Linked DNA regions of Mus musculus: region 2 is linked to region 1. Evidence: chromatin contacts called from ENCODE POLR2A ChIA-PET data. All regions are on one chromosome and are shown on one strand. The core of a region is the stretch at or near the end of the contact, and the rest is flanking DNA. Distances in the headings are between cores, read along the strand shown.

Region 1 (2,996 bases), core at 196-2,695:
GGGACACAGAGCTGACACCAAAGTGCAGGCTCAGCACACGTGAGGCCATTGATTTAACCCATACACAACACACACCCACAGCAGTTAGCCACTTACCAACCCAAAGATGGCTCCTAAGCTGAAGTTCCTCGTGATTCCGACAGCTCTGAGAGCTTCTGTCTCATCAGACTCCATAAAGCTATCAGGAAGGGCCTTCAGAAAGTGTTAAAGTCCGGCCCTGGGGCCTGCCAGCTGGGGCACGTCCTCGTGTTCTCAGGATACGGGACCTCAAAGTAACCAAGGAGGCATCCGTGGGTGAGCATCACTCCACCGCACTCCAGGAGGCGCTCATGAAAACACTCTCCTGCGGATCCGAGTTGCTTAATAAACAGAAGTAGCACATCTTGTGCCTTTCTCAACTTCAGGACGCTGTGACAGTACCATGGGATGGCTCAGCATGGATCTCTGAAATGTCTCTTTAGAATTCTTTGCTTTTGAATCTTGTTAATAAAGTGCGATTTGGTCTGGAGTTTGTAGCTACTTACTCCGGTGCCCAAGCCTAGAAGAGCAGGTTGGGGGTGGGGGTTGGGGTGGGGCTGAGGGGTGGGGAGGAGCCACTGCAGCCTGTCAGGCAGAGTGAAGGCCAGACCTGGGTCTTAGAGTATTTCTGAGCCTGTTTTTAAGCAGGGCTACAGCAGCTTTCTCATTTGCATGCACTCGTTTGGCTCTCGGATAATCACCAAATTCTTACTGCTTTCTTCTACAACGCTGACCTCAGAATCCACAGAAAATGGTGGTCGCTGGCAAAGGCTCAGATCCCGCTCATCTTTACGGGGCAGACACAAGGACGACGGATGGGGCTGAGTCTAGGGATTGCGATTCTGTAAGATACACTAAATGCACTGCCCAAAAGAAAAAAAGCACCAGCCTGCTTTTCCCTTTTCCCCCTGTATGGTCTACACCGAGCTTCCACTGGGACACGGAATTTCAAATTTAGGGGTTTTTAAGTTTTTTTCAAAGTTTTAAACATCATTTTCCTTTACACTGGGCACTTAAATATTTTATTTTTTGCTGACTCCCCTAAATGGGGAGGGAGGTGCTAATTGACATGATGGATGTTTGGGGCCAGGTATTTTTGGTAAGATAGCAGATTAAGGGCAGAGCCTTAGGCACGCTCAGCAAGTGTTCTAAACCCCTAAAAGCCTAACCCTGATGCTTTTGGACATTTAACACTGTGAACCTGAACTGCTTCAAGATCAAACTGCAGCTCCCTGCCTGTTCTGAGAGGCCCTCAGGAAGTGTTTATTTGGTTAATGAATGTTAAGTGATTGTATTTCTCTCACTAAACAGAAAGCACACACAACTTCCTAAGAGTGTCCTTTGGGCGGTCTGCTTCTGCCAGGGCCACAGAAGTTCTGTCACCCTGGAGCCTCAACAGCAAATTGGCCATTCAGGGAAGAATAAGGCCAAGTGTACTTCTCCACAAAGAACAGCTATGCCCCTCTTGGCCCAACTCCAAGAGGCAATTGAGCCTGAAGGTCGGGGCTAATCTCTTCAGGCCTCTCTGCCAACCCTCTCTGCAGGCTTCGGGTTTCCAGCATGTGCTTTGCAAATAATCTAACAATTAATTAGTGCTTTTGAATCTCTCCCCTATCATTAACAAACCACTGCCAGACAGCCTTTGATAGCATCCTCTAGAGCTAATTAAGCCTGGCAAACACAGGAGACAGGATTGTAGGGCTCCCACCAGAGCCACACTTAGACCCAACAGGTGACAAACAGCAGAGCTGTTCCTATCAACCAAGAAGGTAGTAGGTGCTGGGGTCAGGCCCTGCTCTCCAATTATATCATTAACAGGCCTGAAGTTCAAACTGTTCTTTCAAAAGAAAGGGTTTTTTGTTTGTCTGTTTGTTTTTCTGTTTGACATAGTTTCTAGGGCACATACCCATAGAAACACACATTCCCATCCCCTCTATACACTCACCCCTCAAAATTAAAGTTCAGTCAGCCTCATTCTCTCTCTCTCTCTTTCTCTCTTCCTTCCCCTCCCTCTTATTCCCCCTCTCTCTTCTGTCCCTCCCTCCCTCTTCTCCCTCCCGCACAATCTAATATGTCCTTCTTCCCATAAGCACAAATGTGGGGAGGTTTTCTTTTTTTTTTTTTTTTTTTTAGTCTTCACTATCTAAGGCCACCCAGAAGTGTAGCCTGCTCCATATGCCAACAAGATAAACATATGTAGAGGAAGTCTTGAAGAAGGGGGTGGGAGCAGCAGGGGGCTGAAAGAGAAAATATTGAAGCATTCCTCTAAACTTCCCTAGTCAGTCTCAAACACAGAAAGACTACCTCCTGGAGCTGTGGGCTCCTCAGGGTTATACTTGGTTATTCACAGGCCTTTTACTGCCTGGGATGAGGCTTAGAAAAGCAAATCAGCTCAAATCAGAACTCCTCCCTCTTCCCAAAGGCAACCTTTGACTGACAAGCATCACAGAATTGTCAAGCCCATTCAATGAGCAGATCACTCCCAAAGGTTGATCCTTGTAGTAAGTGACCCTGGTTCCTACCATGTCTCAACACAGTAACTACAACCACAGAACAGTGTCCCAGAGTGCTCAGGGGAACCACAAAAGCACACAAACTGTAGCTTAGATGCCCAGAATTCAGGTAAATGTTGGGTGGGCTCTGCTGCCCATCTTTGTTCCTAGCCTCTGAGGGTAGAGACAGGATTCACTGAGCAAGCTGGCCAACAAGGCTACCCCTATCAGCGAGCTCTGAGTTTGATTGAGAGACCTGATTGACTGAGCAAGGTGGAAGAGTGACCGCAAAGGTGGGCAGTTCGTGACATCAAGCTTCGGCTTCCACTTGCACACTCACACACACACACATGCAAGACACACACACACACACACACACACACGTGCACACTCGCATACACATATGAAAATGGAAAAAGAAGAAAATGCCCTTGATCAAATTCTTTGGCTCGAGCACTCTGATGGCTCCATCTCCTGGACTGGAGT
Region 2 (2,996 bases), core at 241-2,740, 38 kb after region 1:
TATATGATCTGTAAAATGGGTCCACTAAAATCACTTTGAACCAGAGTTGACGTAGTCTTTAAGCCCTGACAGGAACTAGCTGGAGTTGCTGGAGATACTGACATACAGGGAGGGATCAATATATTCCCGTTTTAGTACCCCAAAAGGACCTGCTGAGCTCTCCCTAAAATTACCCGCTACAATCTAAAGGGCCATTCCCTGGATATTAAAGGATCCCGATATGGGTTTTTTTGCGTGTTGGTACCCTCCCAAACCGCTCACTTCTTCGAAGAAAGAAGAAATTTTAAATTGGCTGGTTCTTTATCTCAGTCTGACACTCACGGGATGCCTATCCTCGCGGCTCTCCTGTCACAGCAGGGCGCAGCACGAGGCGCTAACACCTGTGCTGCGCTCCGCACGGTCCCAGTCAGAAACATCTGTGCACTCCTCCAAACCGCACAGCCACCTTGGGGGACCGTGTCCTCCCAGTTCACGGTTAGCGAGTAGGGCAACTGTTTGCACCAACACCTAAGCCGTGATACTTGCGGCTTGTCACTCCAGCTGTCTGCACTCCTATCCGGTGCGGGAAGGTGGGACAAATGCCCCAATAAGCCCAACTCTACAAGCGGATTCCTCTAGCAACATCCAAGAGTTTCAAGTTTGTCCCAACCAAGTTCACAAATCGTAGGGAGCCTCTACCATCAGCGGGAGCGCCACAAGGTTAACCCGGGAGCGTCCTTCACAGCGTTTTCGGGACTGACTCCCCGAGCCAGGGCGCGGCCAGCGGGGACCCAGGACTGGCGTTGGCGCGCGAGTCCCGCGGCCGCGGCCTCTGCTACCCATCATGGTCGAGTGCCCACCCACGCTGTCACGCGCCAGGAGCGCAGTGGCCTGCAGCCCCGCACGGGACTAGGAAACCGTGGAGAGGAAGAGCGAAAGCGGGTGTGGGGAACTCCTCCCCGGCGCTGCCCACCCGGGACCGCAGCGGATCCCGGTTCCGCTCAGCGTCAACCCTGCGGGACCAAAGCCAGGTCCCAGCCTCGGGGTCCTGGATGGCCAGAGCAACCCCGCAAAGCAGGCACCGACCCGCACTACGCAGCGTGCACAGCCTCTGATAGGGCGCCAAACCGCACGTACCTCGCAAGCGGTGTGTCCAGGACCGGTCGTCCAACGCGAGGTGGGGGAGTAGCCCAGACGAGTCCCCGCGCCCAGCGCGCGCAGGCGGCCGCGAGCTCAGCAGCCGCAGTTCAACTGCGCCATCCGGACCCCGCCGGGGACTTTCACCTCCTGCCGGGAGCTCGCGGAATCGCGCAGCGAAAGTGGCCTGGAAGGACAGCAGCCCGCTTCTCCCTCTCCACCTCTCTCTCTCTCTCACTGCCAGGGAGGAGGAAAGTGGCGCTCGGCGTCCCCGAAAGCCTGGATCACCCCCATCAGGCCCGTGCGGCGCCCTAACTCGGCCGCGCACACGCGCGGGCGGGGTCGGGCGCGCAGCCACAGCAATCAGCGAAAGGGGGGAAGGGCACCGCGGGCCTCGGGGGCTCGGCCGCCTAGAAACTCCTCCTCCTGCCCCTCCTCTCCTCCTCCTCCACTGCTGATGGATGAGCCTAGAGAGCTTGCTCCAGCCTGTGCTTCCCTTCGGGCAGAGAAGGCTGGAGCTGTAAGGATAGAAAGGAAGTCGGGTGTGTGTGTGTGTGGGGGGGGGGGGGGGGGGTTCGGCCCGAGATGGGATGACAGCTGGGCATCCCCGGCCTGGAAGAAGTGTGGAGTACCCGGGATGTGGCGCGCACTGCGAAGACTCGCTGCCTTTCCCTAGATCCTTCAAACTACCAGGGCCTTAGGAGAAGATAGTTTTATTGGATTCCTGGTTGTTGATATAAAAATTCCTTTAAAAAAAATCTCAGAGAAACCCATTCCCACATCGAAGCCCCATGCACACATTCATTCTGCCCCAGTTTGGTTTTTCTCCAGTTTCGGTTATCTAAAGATATGCTCTTGTGGTGTGGTCAGGGTCTCTTACTTTCTACAGCCTAGCTCAAAGTGCCTTCTCCAGCTGCTGAATTAAAGTGCCTTCTCCAGCTGCTGAATTCCATTCCTACGGTTTCCCCGCGGCCCTCTGAACACAGGATAGGCGAGCACACAGGGTCCTGCCTGCATGAATGTGCTTTGCAAGAGTTGAATGCAGCTACTTCAGTCACCAACACAAATCTGGCACTGTTTACGCTTCACTTTCTATTAAAAGGTGAATTGCCCATTGGGGCTATAGCTCGGTAGTAATGTATTTGCCCAGCATACACAGAGCCCTGAGTTTGAGCCCCAGCACCACATACAACCAAGTACGGCAGAAGAATCACAAGTTCAGAACCAGCCTTGGCCAGAGTAGAGGTCAGAAGACAACTTTCTCCCTTTCCTCAAGTAGGGCCCAAGAATCCATCTTTGGTGCATTTCTTCAGGGTTGGCAGCAAGCACCTTTATCCATGGAATTCTGTCACCAGTTACTTCACGGGAAACTCTACAGGTGCCACAACAGATGGAGTGACTGAAGTGTCTGGTTCAAAGACAAGTTTCCAGTCTTGACAGCTGCTGGATCGTCAGGGAACCTTTGCACAAATGAGTAGCCCAGCTAGACTTTTGTAATTTTAAGTTTTTAAAGCCTATTTTTAATGATGTTTCTTAAACACTTTAACCTCCCTTCTTGCCCACCACCCTCCAGAGAAGTAGGAAAAACCAAAGGATATGGGGAAGTAGACCTGTTTAGAAAGGTTCTTTGGAGCAACTCCCATCTGTGTTGTCTGGAAATCTGTAGTTCAGTTCACAGGTTTGAAGAGACAGTTGGATCCACTCGCAAACACTTCACAGATATATGAAGTTCAGTAGAGTCAGGATAGTCAACACAAATCAACAGCGGTGGCACTACGTAGCAGAAACAGCCAGGCCTCAGCCTCAGCAGCAGCAGGGACCAACAGGAATGTCAGGAGAAGCTCTCAGCTATGCCCCTCTGAGAAGCGAAGATCAGCAAA

The links. ChIA-PET counts read pairs that join two places held with the same protein, here RNA polymerase II (POLR2A).
Region 2: POLR2A ChIA-PET joins it to region 1 with 14 read pairs in Patski. The contact joins the promoter of Tgfbr3 here to the enhancer-like site in region 1. POLR2A ChIA-PET finds 5 or more read pairs at or near these places in 3 of 5 experiments (Patski and embryonic stem cell).

What each region holds. Positions count from the first base shown.
Region 1 is chr5:107,250,471-107,253,466 of GRCm38, forward strand. All of the region lies in intron 2 of Tgfbr3 (transforming growth factor, beta receptor III), which reads right to left. Among named protein-coding and RNA genes, the nearest start is that of Tgfbr3, 38 kb to the right of the region's middle. Within about 2 kb of position 1,446, at least 1 of the 3 ENCODE cell types and tissues checked has a DNase peak (open chromatin) inside an H3K27ac peak, as active enhancers do.
Region 2 is chr5:107,288,139-107,291,134 of GRCm38, forward strand. It overlaps Tgfbr3 (transforming growth factor, beta receptor III), which reads right to left and starts at 1,491. Exons shown (of 17, transcript NM_011578.4): 1 at 1,117-1,491.